Regions from separate parts of the Homo sapiens genome. Here region 2 is linked to region 1. Evidence: chromatin loops called from intact Hi-C (ENCODE). Cell type or tissue: Caco-2. All regions are shown on one strand.

Evidence for each region. Peaks named below come from ENCODE experiments on the same cell type or tissue, not always from the same donor. Only the 100,000 strongest peaks of a DNase experiment are listed, where the experiment ranks them.
Region 2: it touches region 1 in a loop (3-fold over the local background); 6 of 110 quality-filtered maps call a loop at or near these places.

Annotation. Positions count from the first base shown.
Region 1 is chr4:41,129,174-41,137,173 of GRCh38, reverse strand. All of the region lies in intron 2 of APBB2 (amyloid beta precursor protein binding family B member 2), which reads left to right. Among named protein-coding and RNA genes, the nearest start is that of APBB2, 81 kb to the left of the region's middle. In Caco-2, no CTCF peak of the experiment used is centred here; DNase peaks (open chromatin) are centred at 3,373, 4,673 and 7,017.
Region 2 is chr4:40,971,682-40,979,681 of GRCh38, reverse strand. The region is part of intron 6 of APBB2 (amyloid beta precursor protein binding family B member 2); the gene reads left to right. Among named protein-coding and RNA genes, the nearest start is that of NSUN7, 230 kb to the right of the region's middle. In Caco-2, a CTCF peak has its summit at 3,249 (motif pointing left); a DNase peak (open chromatin) is centred at 3,250.

The sequences.
Region 1 (8,000 bases):
ACCTATGAATTAAAATGTCTTGCGTGTGTTTGGTAACATAGTGTAGTTGTATATGTTTTATGAAAATGGGACATTTTTCATAGTATAAAATGCTAGCTGTATTTTTATATTTACCTATTCTGTTTTTATCTTTGTATTAGTATGATTCTGAATAGCTAAGTGTGAAGACATTAAAATAATTATATTAGAAATGTGAAGATTGCAAAATATATATATCTTTAGTTACAACTGCGTTATGGATGCATAAACATTGAAAAGGAAATTGTTTAAAAGTCAGTGCTTTATTGTGACATTTGGAATCTAGTTGATCATTTTCTCTTGTTTTCTAATAAACTCCTAATTTTGTTTGGGACATGACATTTTTAATGTGAAAAAAATCTAAATGTAAGTCTTGGTGAAATGCAGAGACATTTCCCTTCTCTGGCACATAGCTGAGCTGACTATTGCTGCTGGGCTTTAACTGGAGATTACAGTCATGCTATTAGATTTGGAACCTGTTTTCTGCAGTGCCGTTAGTAGGTCAAGCCATGCGTCCTGGTTCCTGGAGGGCTCAGTTCTCAGGATGGCTTATCTGCTTCCTGCTTTCTTCGTAATCTTCTCATTTCAACCTGAGTAGACCAGCTTGATGGCAACTGACATGTGTGTTACCTGGCCCTTTTACTTTCCTGGGAAGTCTTTTAACTGATAATATCACCTCCTAAAAACATATCCATAGAGCAACATGGAATTATCTTTTTTATTGTTCATTTAAAGTCAAAGCCATAAGTAAGCTTTCATTTATAACTCTAAGTCCCTGGAAATAGGTGTTATGAAACTTTTAACCCAGTCACTTCTTTAAATCTTTTCTTTCTCTCTGTTGCCCCTTTAAACATCTTTGTGACCTATTCACAGAATGACTCCATGAGGAGTGTAGTATAATGTTCTGGAAAGATAAGGTCTTCTTATTCTTGTTTTCTTTTGGGAGCTGAATCAAAGCATGGCTGGGTTAGAGTAACCTCTTAACCATCGTTTACTTTGAATAGAGCCTTTTTGCCAGCTGAAGTTGGGATTCAAAATGATTGAATCACTGAAGTTTGAGTTGTAGTACAATTACATTCATGAAGACTCTGGCCTATTTATGATCATTTGCTTGCAGATGAAGCAAAATCAGATCAACCTAGTCACATTCACTGAGTCAACACCAGAATGAAGAGAGTGTCAGGGAACTGGGTGTGGTGGCACGTATCTGTAGTCCCAGCTATTCAGGAGGCTGAGGCAAGAGAATTGCTTGAGCCCAGGAGCTTGAGACCAGCATGGGCAACATAGCAAGACCCAGATCCTGTCTAGAAAAGAAAAGAGTGCCTGGAACTTGCTTCTTTAGTACAGCCACAATTTTGTATACATCTGTAATGAGGATGTTTATGACAAATACATTAACAGAGTTTGGAATAATATATCTTTTGATATTTTTCTTGTCTTTTTTTATGTTGAATAATCTGTGAAGTATAGGTTTTCTTTAACAGCTTTCAAAGATACTGTGAGTGACATACAGTCATTTATTTTAATATAATTACTGATACAAGAACAAACAGTACTTTCTCAGTTTCATACTGATCTGTGATGCATAAAATGTTTAATTTGATTATATTGTCCAAATAAGATCTATACGCATGACACGATAGCTATTCAAAGTTTCTGAAATTTCCAAATTGATTATTATCTATTCAAATAAGCATTGATCATTGATCCTTGGCTTCATTCATAAACAAAAATAGTCTACTGGTTTGGATAGTGTCTATGAAAAAACATATAATAATTTATAAAAAACAAGTATCAACATTGGTCTGGCTTGCATTAAAAAATCTTTCGGTGCAGTTTGTTAGTGTACTGTCTTTAAGGATGAAAGAATATAGTTTTGAATGTAATCGTCATGCATCTGAGGCCCTTTGAGGACAGGTTTTAGAATCATAGTAACCATGCTATGCTTGGGTTTGTAAGGGTGATTTTTTTTTTTTTTTTTTTTTTGAGGGCTCAAGGATATAGTTTGTTACTGCTGTGGCTTTTTTTCTGGTGTCTGGTTAAAATGTCACAGAGCATATGAAAAGTAAGACAGTAATTAGTGACTTGAGGAATGAATTCTCCTAGAAATAAGAAGTCTGGAGTTCCAATCAGGACTTTAGATCCTTGATTATTCTAAAATAGGATTGAAAATGACCACTGGTCTTGAGCAGTCATTAACATATGAGTGATAAGGAATGTTGAATTTGTGTTACTTCAGTGCAAATCAGTTAAATTCCAAGTGAACTAGTTAGCAGTGTCCTGTAAGGAGGGCAGCTGTGGTAGTTTGCTGGAGGGAACGAAATGAAGTATTATTGAGGGAAACAGCCAAAATGCAAGCCCTTCTGGGGAGAGGTTGCATGTGCAGTTTGCCAAGTACTAAGCACTTTCTCAGTATCTTATGGGAGTGGCTCAAGGCGGGGGCAGACTTCATTTGATCCTCACAACAGTTCTTTGACAGAGACAGTGTTACCCAGTTTTAGAGAAGCTCAGGATTGGAGAGATCAAATGATTTTTGTTCAAGTCTTACACCCACTAATTTAAATTTGAATCCAGATGTTCCGAAACTCCATGATATACTTGTATAAATCAAAGCACTGCCTATGAAGTGGTTTACCCAGAGCAAACTCTCTTTATATATTTTCTTTATTTGTGGGGGGCTGGGGGCTGGGACTACAGGCACCCGCCACCATGCCTGGCTAATTGTTTTTTTTGTATTTTTAGTAGAGATGGGGTTTCACCATGTTAGCCAGGATGGTCTCCATCTCCTGACCTTGTGATCAGCCCGCCTTGGCCTCCCAAAGTGCTGGGATTACAGGCATGAGCCACTGCGCCCGGCCCTAAAAAGTTTGTCCTGGCTGGGCACGATGGCTCACACCTGTAATCCCAGCCCTTTGAGAGGCTGAGGCAGGAGGATCACTTGAGACCAGGAGTTCCAGACCAGCCTGGATAACATAGGACAACCTATCTCTACAAAAAATTAATTAACTTAAAAAAAAATTAGCCAGGTATGGTGGCACATGCCTATAAACCTAGCTACTCAAGAGGCAGAGGTGGGTGGACCACTTGAGCCCAGGAGGTCAAGGTTTTAGTGAACAATGATGGAGCCACTGTATTCCAGCCTGGGTGACAGAGCAAGACTGTCTAAAAAAAAAGAAAAAAGGAAAGTGTGTCCTAGGTTTTATAGCTAGGTATGTGGCCCAGCCATCTACTCCATGAACTTGCTGTGAATTACTGAGAGGTATTTTGGTGGCTGGGGGAATCAGATACTCCTAAGCAGCTGCTTAGAGAAGGAAGGAAGAAGATAAGCCTTGGACATTCCTGGCTTCCCCTCCCCCTTACTCTGCACTCCTTGTTTGGGAGCTGCCTAGAATTTTTCAGTGGGGAGAGAGGGACCAAGGTGTTTACCTCTATGATGGTTTGAGACTCTGGTCAATCTGTTGCTTTTCTAGTATTCTCACCTGGTAGCATTCTTAGTTAAGTACCTAGTAGATGTTAATCCCTTTCTTCCTTTTCCTGTCGCTGTGTCTGCCTCTTAGACACAAAGTACAGAAACTAATAAACGGAAAGGTTAAGCTATACAGAACCCTTTCCAAAGCTGTGATTGCCAACCTCCAGCTTTTTAGAGACATTTCTGGTTTGATTCACGGAGTCTGTGTTGTCTAGAAGAGCTTGACTTGGTCTGCTAGGGGTTGATTGTCTAGCAGTTCTGAGATGCAGTTTGAGGCACAGCAGGTCAGTTGTGATACTTCCAGCACGTGCAAAAAAGGGACTTCTGTTTGAGATTAAATTATCTTCTGAAATAGACACAATTCAAAAGCAATTTGGTGATGTATTTCAGAACTTAAAATCACCAGCAATTTCATAAATATGTTCACTTAAAACTATGCCAAGATATTTATATGATATATTGTAGCATATTTGTAAAGAATGAAGTAGTTCTGTATATGTGCTCCTTTGGAAAGATTTATAAGATATATATACACACTTACGTGTACATATATATAAAAAATGAAAAAAATGCCTTGTGGAATCAATGTGATTACCATTCCCTTTTGTATAATTTTTTTAAAAAAGGTATATATGCTGGTGTATGCATTTTTTCCCTGAAAAAGATGTACAGTACAACTGTTAATAAACTGGAAAACTTTTTCTTCCTTTTCTGTATTTGAATTTTCTAACTATGTTCACTTATTTTTCTTTCCTTTAAAAAAAAATCGGGATAGCTGAGCAGTATGATTATGTATCATTTTGCTTTAGTTTTAATGTATTTTATAAAACCTTACTAAGTGTTTTTTAAAAATATTGCAATTTTTTTCTAATGTTCATTTGTCAGTTTTTCTTGTCCTCTGGGAGTTCAGAGGAAGTAAGCAATTTTTGTGGGGAGAGTGGTAAAGCATATAGATAGCAAATGTTCTCAGGAAAGCTTATTAATTAAAACATTGAGTTGAAAAATAGAAAGGAAAAAGATATTTCCTAAATGTAATTTGAAGGACAATGAATTCAATCTTGCTGAAGTGTGTTTGAAGGTGTACCTTTATGCTTAGTTTGTTTGCTTTCAAAGGAGCTTTGGACTGAATTGTATTTGCTTTTCAGACTGCAGGGCTGGAGGTGGCCATGGAAGCCTCCAGAATCTGATTGCTAATCAGGAAAGCTGTTTGCTAAGAAAGGCCTGCCTGTTTGGACTTGAAGTAATGACTGATGCACAGATAAAGCCAGGGTGACTTTTTAAATATCTTTTGACTTCTGTGTCCAGATTTTGCTTTTCTCTTAATTAAAACCCTTAGACAAAGGTCACAGGTCAAAGGAGATGATTCCTCTAAACTCTTCTGGTAGCAATAGCTGCTTAACTCTTCAACTCTTGATAGGCTTGTCTGGAAACTGTTGTGTTCATTTTTCTATGACGTGATTTACCTCCTTTGGCTTAGTTTGAGTGCTGAAATGTAGTAATAGATACGAAGATGGAAATTTTTTTTTACAATGTAGATAATGGTAGTCTGGAGAAGAAAGGCATTGTGCTAACCTTTATCCATATTTCATATGGAATACTTGAAGTTTTATTTTTACTTTTTATTTATTTATTTATTTATTTATTTTTGAGACAGAGTCTTGCTCTGTCGCCCAAGCTGGAGTGCAGTGGTGCAGTCTTGACTCACTGCAACCTCCGCCTCCTGGGTTCAAGTGATTCTCCTGCCTCAGCCTCCTGAGTAGCTGGGACTACAGGTGTGTGCCACCATGCCTGGCTAATTTTTGTATTTTTAGTAGAGACAGGGTTTTGCCATGTTGCCCAGGCTGGTCTTGAACTCCTGGCCTCAGGTGATCCACCCGCCTTGGCCTCCCAAAGTGCTGGGATTACAGACGTGATCCACTGTGCCCGGCCGAAGTTTTATTTTTAAAAATCAGTAAACAGTGTTATTTTTCTAATTTCATAAGAATTTTAGAAACGTATTTTCCTAAAATGGTTTGTTAAATACCTCATCCGACTCAGTAATGTTTATTTTTGCCATATCTCCTTCTCTTTATAACTTCTGTACTGATATCTGACCTTAAACTTAGTCATGCCAGGAATCATAACCCCTATATTTCAAGGTATGTGAACCATAGTACAGGAATTTTAATCTATTAGGAAGATTAAGGGGACAGTTTCTAAAATACATATCTATGTATGTATATGTATGTGTTTGTATGTAATTGATATTTATAATATAGAAAAGTCTAAAACACCACCATTGTCAGTTGATATCATAAATGAGGAAAAACTGATATTATCTTCAGTACATACTCACTTCCCAAAAGAATCTGATAATTTAAAAATTCAGGGTAATCAATACCTAATACAAAGATAGCAAACTCAAATGCCGACAAGACAGGGACCCAACAGAAAGTAAACCAGTGAACTTGGGCATAGAGTGGAGAAAAAGGGCACAGCTACTGCTCAGCTTCTCGCTTCTGCTGTTCAGGAATGAGGCTCCAGTGTAGCATGATCTGCTGATACATCAAGAGAAGGCAGAAATGTAGAGCTTTGTGAATGCCCCCATACTTTTAATGTGTTGGAAACACATTAAAAAATTAAAACATTGTACTCTCGCATGTTTTGCTGTGATGTTCCTTGTCAGTACTTCAGGGCCTGAGAAGCATAAGGGGTGGCGCTTGTTCTTTGGTGACGTATGGTCTAGTTGGGCCCTTATGATGTGGAGCAGTTGAAGGGCTGAGATAAATGGTGTGGGTGCTGAAGGCCACAGGATCCTAAGGAGGTAGAAATTGGTGTGAGTCAGACCATCCTAGGAAGCTTCATAGAGGAAGGGGATCTGTCCTACAAGGCCTTAACATTTAGGGCCATGGAGAGAAGGGAGGGCGGATGGGGAGCAGAAGTGGGGAGGGCGTGGTCTTGGGGCATCGGTAGGCACTCGAGGAGACTGGCCTCTGTAGAAGGCCTCACAGTGGGTCTGTGCTCTGAAGAGCTCCTCACAGAGCTGGAGGAGAGTTAGCTATGGGGAGAATATGAGATGTAGTTAGAAAGGAAAGGAGGGGGCCACCCTCTGGGGCCCTCTAGGCAATCATAAGGACTTCATGTTTTACTGTGGGGACAGAGAAGACTGATTGCAAGTTCTGATAGCAGAAGTGCTGTGGTGTGGCTTGAGTTTTAACAGGATTCCTCTGTTGAGAATAGAGTGTAGAGGGCAAGGATAGAATTAGGGCAAGCAGCAAGGAGGTCACTGGAATAATCCAGGCCAGATGAATGAGGGCTTGGGTAAGGGGCAGCAATGGATCTACGCTGAAGGTCGAGTCAGGACTGTTTTCTGGTGGAATGGACCTTGGAAACATGTCCACATTCCATTCTTTTCATTGATAATGACCAAGCTGCAGCTTAGACCCTTCTCCTCATTCCTAGATAACTGTGAAATTCTAGAAATTTTCCTTCTCGTTCTCAATTTTCTCTTTTCATCGTATAGCTACAGCAGGATTGATGTTGGAATGCTGGCCCCATCACAGCCTCCCTGGCTTTTGAACACAGTGGGCAGATTTCTGCCTCAGGGCCATTGCATTGGCTGGTTCTTCTTGTGTTCTCTTCCCCAGATATCCTCCTGGATAATGTCCTTTCTCATTTAATTCTTACTCAAATGTTAGTCTGTCGGTGAAACCTACCCTGATCGATGTTTTAAAAATTGCAAACCTTCCTGTCACTCCTCCCCAAATCCCTCTTAACCTTTTAATTTTTTTCCCTGTAGATCTTAGCCCCTTCTAACATACCTGCATACTTTACTTACATTTTAAGTTATTGTCTCTCTCTTCTCACTGGAATATAAATGCCAAGAGGAATTTATATAAATATAAATATATTTATATATATAAATTGCAAAAGGCAGGGATTTTTGTTTTTGTTCACTGATACATCCCTGTCACCTAGACTAGTGTCTGGTGGGGACTGGGTACTTGATAAATATTTGTTGAAGGAATGAATAAGTGGCTTTCAAGAGGCACTTAAGATATACCACATGTCAGACACTGAAAATTAAAAACAAACAAAGCAAAGACACAAGCCCTGCCCCAGCGCACATGGTTCAGTGAGGCACAACAGCAGGAGAACAAAGCCTGTTGATCTAATACAATGTGTCCAAACTTCTGTGCAAACAAAAGTAAAAAAGCAAGTAATTCTTCCCTTTTCAGCCAAGTCTAGACTGTTGATTTGGACTTCCCAAGGCACACAGGTAGGGGAGAGGTGATGACATTTCAGGGAGAGGGAGCAGTGTGAGAGGGGACATGGAGGCAGGAATGTGCCATCTGTGTAGTCAGGAGGGTGTTGGTGGTGGAGAGTGACTGAAGATGAGGCAAGAAAATGGAAAGTGGGGCCAGTTGAGAGGGGACTTGAATACCCTGCACAGGAGTCTTGACTCCCCAAATTTATTGAGCTCCTGTTGTGTGTCAAGAACAGTGCTAGGTGCTTGGGATTCAAAGGTGAATAG
Region 2 (8,000 bases), 160 kb after region 1:
GAGGCTGCCCTTTGGTCCTTGCTGTGTGGCCTCCTTTTGTACATGGCAGTTTACTTCTTCAGGGCCAGCATGGGAATATCTGCTGCTGCTTCTCTCTTAGGAGCTTGCCTGATTAGGTCAGGCCCATCCAGAATACAGAATAGTCTCTTTTTAAATTAGAACAAAAACAGTTGACTATGGATCTTAATTAAATATGTAAAATCCTTTGAAGCTCAGAATTCAGAGATAAAAATAAGTAAATAAATACGTAAAATCCCTTCACCTTACAATGCAACATAATCACAATAGGATATTTCTAGGTCTTGCCTATAGTTGGGGGAGGGAACTGTTCAGAGCATGTGCATCAGGATGCAGGAATCTTAGGGCCATCTTAGAATTCTTTTATGTGTCCAAAGATTGTCTGTTGTATGTTGGACATCAAGTCTTTTAGTTGCTAGCAACTCCATAAAAATATTAATTTCTAGAGATCTCAAATTAATTGTACAGATTCTATTATACAGCTTTTTTGAGACATGTTGTTAAGCAGAAAAAAGTATATAGCCTTCCTTCCAGATTCTTAAACTAGAGAGTGTTAGAAAAACTCAGAGCTCATCAAGTTACCCGAACTCATTGTGCAGATGAGAAACCATCTCAGTGGAAGAAACTTCCCAAGGTCATGGAGCCAGGAAAGGCTGAGAATCCTTTGGCTCCAGTATTAGGGCCTTTTCTATCATTACTTTTCCTGTGTATCTCATAGTTTTCTTTTAAAAAAAAAATCATGAGTTCCAAGTACTCTTATTAATCTGCAGTTCATTGACTTTAATGAGCAATTTTTTTTGTTTCCCGTAATTGTATTGAATTAGAACATTTTTCATCTAATGTGTATACGAATTAGTTACTAACTGAAATGGAATCTTGGAGAAAATGAGCTTTTGCTTGTTTATTTGTAAGTATAAAATCTTCATAATTTTCATGATGACTCATATGGTCAAGGAACTGTGGAACTGAGGATAGGGATAGGAAGGAACCACAGAAAGCTTATATGATCCAGCTACCTTGCAAAAAACCCTTTTCGTGATTGACGGTTGGATTGACATTTGTTAAGTAATTTTCCACGCTTTTTTTTCCCAAGGAAAATATTCAGGAATGCTTGATTTAAAAAAAATACTAATTTAATTATAAATATGATTGAATATTTTTCTCTTTTTTTCTAGAGTAAAATCTTGTTGATAAGACAGTGTTTTTCTCTAGTGGTTTGTATTCAGGCTTCCTCTTCAGTCTCACTAAATGGCCTCACAGGTGGGTAGATGCATTTGTCTTGAAAGGTGACTGTTACCAAATACAAATCTTGTAGATGCACATTTATCTTGAAAAGTGACTGTTACCAAATAAAAATTTAAGTTATATCTCAGCATGGAGACCACGGCTCTGGTCAGGTAGGAGCCAAATGTCCTTAGCCTGAATGTGTGACTAGAAGAATATGTGACTTAGTCCAGTTTCATAGCTGCCTGATTTGGGGCAAGCTTGCTGACTTGGGTCTGGGCACCACATCTTTGACAGTTGTCAAGTATGCTGTGGGCTAAATACCCAAGGTTAAGAAAACAATCCAGGCATAGGCTATTTCTGGCCACCCTTTCTTCCATCTTCTATATGAGCACCTTGTTGTAGGTACAAAAGAGAACATTTCTATTATATTTACACGAGAGTTGCTGAACCATTTTTCCACTGCTTCTACCATGAAGCCTCTGATTGCCTGCCACATCACTATGTCACACCCTCCTGAGCCTTGGAGCTGGAGTTTGTGTTTTACATTCTATCTTATATGAAACTCCTGTGCACATTTGTTTTATCTCCATTAGAACTAAGGCTCTTTGAGGTGACAGCAATGTCTCCAGTGTCTTTCTGGTGATCATTTTTATATCTGTCACACACTGTAGTCATTCCTAGCCTCGGACCTCTTGGGAATCAGGTGATATTTCAGTCTGTATGTACACCATGTGTTTTATATGTGTGTGACTCTTTTTCAAATATTAATATATATAGACGCTCTTGAGACTATTAAAACACAAGTTTCTTTAAAAGTTTATTGAGACCAGGTGCAGTGGCTCACACCTGTAAACCCAGCACTTTGGGAGGCCGAAGTGGGAGGATCACCTGAGGTCAGAAATTCGAGACCAGCTTGGCCAACATGGCGAAACTCTGTCTTTACTAAAAATACAAAAATTAGTTGGGTGTGGTAGTGGGTGCCGGTAATCCCAGCTACTTGGGAGGCTGTAGCATGAGAATCGCTTGAACCTGGGAGTTGGAGATTGCAGTGAGCTGAGATTATGCCAGTGCACAGCTGGGGAGACAAGAGCAAAACTCCGTCTTAAAAAAAAAAAAAACAACTATATTGAATTCATTACAGTATGGTTCTTTTCTTAATTAGTATTTACTAAGAATAAAATAAAAGACACCTACATGCTTCCATGTTGAGAGCCACTGCCCTTCAGCATCTAGCAAGGTGCTTTGCATTTTGAGATATTTCCTCATCTCAAGCCTTCTTTGGCTCTGTGTTTCTTCTGTGAGGTATGTGAAGAAGATGGACAGTGCATTTCCTTTGTATCAGTAATAACCATTTCAGTTCTTTAATAATTTGAATGAAAATCTATTTTTTTTTGAGACAAAGTCTCTGTCACCAGGCTGGAGTGCAGTGGCTCAATCATAGCTCACTGTAGCCTCGACCTCCTGGGCTCAAGTGATCCTCCCACCTCAGCCTCCCAAGTATCTGAGACCACTGCCATGAGCCATCATGCTCAGCTAATTTTTTTTATTTTTTATAGGATGGGGTCTCACTATGTTGCCCATGTTGCTCAGGCTGATCTCAAACTCCTAGGCTCAAGCTAATCCTCCTGCCTTGGCCTCCCAAAGTGCTGGAATTACAGGCATGAGCCACCTTGCCCCATCTGAATAAATAGGAAATTAATGTTCACTTCCAGCCCTAGACTGGAAGCTCCTGAGCCCCAGTGCTGTGTCTGTTTAGGATCTATTGCTTAACAGATTGATGACCCTCACATAGGAAGTTCAGTACACATTAGTGGTCAGAGGCTCCATGATCACAGCTGTTAAGTGTTTTTAACTGCTGTTTAATCTCTAGGCACTTTACTAATTTTTAAAAGTTGGAAATTCCTATGGTAATATGATTCCCAAAGAAAGGTCTCCAGTCCCTTAACTAAAAGATTTAGAATACCTTAGCTAACCTTAGAGTTAAAGCAAAATGTCTGCCCCCTGGTGTCAGATCAACAACTAGCATCTTAGCTAATTCTCATAGTGAGTTCCATTAATTATATGATTTAGTTTTTACAGTAAATTATACATTGCACATAAAATTAAAAATAAGCACCATTTTAAACTTGCCACTCGCTGCTATGAAACTGGGATTTTTGGCTTATATTCAACATTGTTGGTTTTTTTCATGTCTAAATAATAATTTGAAATTAAAGTCTAATTTTAGTAAATTTTCTATATGCTATTAACTCTGTAGCACTGAATTTTATAGAGGAGAGAAATAATGAAGGTTTTATGTGAAACAAAAATAGCCTTAAACATTATTAATATTTTATGAGTTTGTATAAATCTTCATACTGCAGATAGTTTTCCTAATATTTTTGGCCAGAAAGAAGGATAAAAATTCATTTAATAAAAGTCTTTGAATATTTCCATATTTCTATATTGTGTGGGGAAAAAAAGAAAAAAAAAGCATTTGAGTAATGTAAATTTACTGGTTTGGATTAAATGAGAATGAAAGTATTCATGAGAGTCCCTAGAATCAGTTAATCCAAGTCCTGGGTTAAGAAATAAGAAATCAGTAGAGAATTTGTTCTCTGTTTTTGTAGAGAATGAGGTTTATATAGGGGAAAGTAGAGTGGTTGTTGTGTGTGTGTGTGTGTGTGTGTGTGTGTGTGTGTGTTTTCTTACTACATTTAAATTCTTTATTTACCTGAAAGCTGTTTGTGTGCACTGTAGGGAAGGCATCATGACGTGATGGTTCTCTTGCTAGGCCAACTCTAAGATTATATGAGATAAAGCATGTGGAGTATTTCATACAGTGCCTGGGGCAGTAAGGACTCATAAATGTTAGAAGAGGAAGATATTTATTAATAACGTGCAGCATGTACCAGGGATTGTGCTAATGATACGTCCATGAGGTTTATAGCCTCAAGGAGCTGAAATTCTATTGCAGAAGTCAGACAATAATTAAACACAAAATTAGACAAAAATGGTTGTGATTAGTACTCAACATAGAAAAGCACTGTGGTGCAGGGGAGTGAGGGGAGAACTGGATTAGTAATTTGAAGCCAAAAAAAGGGTGAAAGCCTTTTGAGAAACCAAAGATAGATTCCCTGTTGTCCATATACTGGAACACGTTCAATTCACTTATTGAAGACTCTCTGGGCCCTTACTCAAGGCCTGTTTACTCGGATTTATGTACATTTCTAACATGGTTTCATAGTTGACAAGACATTATTTGCAGTGGGTTAGAAGAGAGTGGATGGTGGGAGGACGGATCAGCAGAAAAAATAAGCTGATAGAACCAAGCCCTCTGGTATTAGGGAGTGATAGCCTAGCATTGGGGTGGGGAGGAAGGAGAGGGACCCAGACCAAACCCTAAATGCTGAAAGGACATGTCAGTTAGCAGTGGTAGAGACAAAGGGTTGAAGTGTCTCTTGTTGTAGCAGTTAGCAGTTGTAGCAGAAATTGGAGAATATTCTGCACATTTGGGATAAAAGGGGTATGTAAGTAAAATCATGTTTTGAGCACTTTTTTTAATAAAGCAGAGAAATGATCAATGAGCATCAATGCACATGCCCCTCGGCATTTGTAATGTAAGGTTGCTTTGGCTCCACTAGAAATGTGAGTTCCTTAAAGGCAGCGACTGTATGCCATTCTTACTGTGTATTCTCAGAATTTATGTTAGAATCCAGCCCAAAGTAGTGAGTCGTTCAGTAGATATTCTCTGATCATGTTAGATTAAAGAGGTTTACTTCTCCAGACAGATCTTCATGGAGATATTGGAATTAGATATGCCTGAAATTGGATGTATAGGCAAGCTGTAAGTTCAGCATCCCTTCTTATAATTCTATAACAGAGAAGTGGTTAGGCAACTTCTGTTCTTTTAGTCTCTGTTTACTATAATAAAACTATAAATCTTTCTCCTTTTAAAAAAGTAGCTGTATATGCCATTTATTAACTGGTTTACTGATTTGTTGGTCTGTTTGAGCACACATGTATTGCTCCTTCTGTGTCCTTGGCCCTGGGCTAAAACCTGAGAGTATAGTGTGGTGAAGATTTCTCCCTACCCTCAAACAGTTCTGGTATCTCTGAGTACATTCACTATATTAATAAGTTGAATTGTGTCCGCCCAGAAAGATACATTGAAGAGCTAACCTCTGGTACCTATAAGTCTGACATTATGTAGGAAGAGAGTCATTGCACCTGTAATCAAGTTAAGGTAAGGTCATTAGAGTGGTCCTAATCCAATATTTAGTGGTGTTCTTAGAAGAGGAAATTTGGCTGGGTGCAGTGGCTCATACCTGTAATCCCAGCACTTTTGGAGGCCAAGGTGGGTGGATCACAAGGTCAGGAGTTCGAGACCAGCCTGACCACCGTAATGAAACCCCGTCTCTACTAAAAATACAAAAAAATTAGCCAGGTGTGGTGGCGCGTGCCTGTAATCCCAGCTACTCGGAAGGCTGAGGCAGGATAATTGCTTGAACTTGGGGGGCGGAGGTTGCAGTGAGCCGAGATCGCGCCACTGCACTCCAACCTGGGCGACAGAGTGAGACTCTGTCTGGAAAAAAAAAAAAAAAAGGAAATTTGGAGACAGACACACACACAGAAGAAAGAGAATGCCAGGTGAATCCAGAGGAAGATGGATATGTGAAGACAGGCAGAGATTGCAGTTGTGCTGCCACAAACCAAGGAATGTCTGGGACTACCAGAAGCTCAAAGCAGCAAGGAAGAATCCCTCCTTAATGGTTTTGCAGGGGAGCATGGCCCTGCCAACACCTTGATTTTAGACTTTTTGCCTTCAAAACTATGGAACGATAGATTTCTGTTGTTTTAAACCACTCAGTTTGTGATACTTTGGTACAGCAGCCCTAGGAAATAAATACAACTGTAATACATTTCTGTGTGAATCAGAGACCTGGTGGGAAATAGGTGATGACTCCAGTGAGACACAGGGGTGAGAGCACACTTAAGAAAAACTTCCAAGGTATGGGGAAGGCTTCTAGGGTTGGCAGCGGCAGGTTTTCATTAGCACGTCCAGGCCTGAAGGGCTAAGTCAAGAGAAAGTTCTTGGAACCCAGGTAGAGCTAGATTGACACCTGTGAATTTGAGAAGATGGCCTGACTAGTCCAGGCTAACTTGTGCCATGGTAGAGAGGAAGCTGGGGTGTTAATATCCTGACCTTCTTTTCCCAGGCTCTCTGATCACTTGCTGAGCCTCTTATTGGTCGAACCTGCCAAGAGAGCTCATTGATGTAGTCCATAGAGTTTACCTCAGGATACACAGCAGGGTGGAAAAGAGGGAGGGTCGATCTGGAAGGGAAATTGGAGAATATTCTGCACATTTGGGATAAAAGGGGTATGTATATGTCATTCAAATATATGTTTATGGGAAGGAAAGAATCTAATGTGTAAGACAGTGTTTATTGTACATACCACTGGTTCTCAACAAATACTTCTGATTAAGGATATAAAATATCTAGAAATGTTTATGTTGCAGTCTAAGATTCAAGGCTGTGGAATTCATTTAGCAAATTCTTATTAAGCACTCACTGTAGTGCCAAATCTTAGACAGGCCCTGGGGATAAGTACTGAGCAAAATTGACTCTATCCTTTGCCTTCATTGAGCTAATAGTCTAATGTCACCAACTGTATTCACTAGGGTTAAAACTTCATGGGATTCGTTACTTCTCTCATGACACACAATGTAACTGGAAATTACTAACTGGATTCCACTCTTCACCTGTGGACTGCAAGCTTTGTGAAGTCAGCAGTGTGGTTGCCTCTGTTTACTTCTAACACCTAGTTCAATGCCTGGTTCCTGGCACATGTGCATTGAATGAACTGATGAATGAATACATGAATGAATGAATGAGTGCCTTGTATTTACTATTTAGGAGTTTCTGAAAATTAGTGGATGACTTAAAGTATATAAAAGTGGACAAATTAAATATATTAGGGATTTTGCTATTTTATTTATTTATTTATTATTATTTTTTTTTTTTTTGAGATGGAGTCTCGCTCTGTCACCCAGGCTGGAGCGCAGTGGCGCCATCTCGGCTCACTGCAAGCTCTGCCTCCCGGGTTCATGCCATTCTCCTGCCTCAGCCTCCCGAGTAGCTGGGATTACAGGCGCCCGCCACCACGCCTGGCTAATTTTTTGTATTTTTAGTGGAGACGGGGTTTCACCTTGTTAGCCAGGATGGTCTCCATCTCCTGACCCTGTGATCCACCCACCTCGGCCTCCCAAAGTGCTGGGATTACAAGCATGAGCCACCACAGCCGGCCAGGATTTTGCTATTTTAAAGGATTGTTGGATTAATCCTGTATAAAATTGAGCAGTAAAAATAGTCTATAATTTATCTAAGTGTGGATTTTTATTTGTGGGAATTTTATTTTTTGTTGAGAGCACTTTTGTTCGATGTTAGAGATTGAAACCAAATATTATATTTTAGTTTTCTCTGGTCACTCTTCTTATGAATTAATTGTCCCGTAAGGATACGCGCTAAAGTTGAAGCTCAAATCTGAACATGAAAGGATTCATTATGCACTATAGGCTTTTCATACCTATTAATAAGTCAATGGTTTGAATGTAGATCAAGAATTTAAGGGATTACTTTCACTAATTTTAATGTTAAAGCAAAATATCTGCCACCTGGTGTCAGATTAAGACTCAAAAGGTGTCAAAAGAAGGGGATATATGATAGGTTTTCTTTCTCTACTTTTGAAACATTTTCTAGTACTAAATTAGAG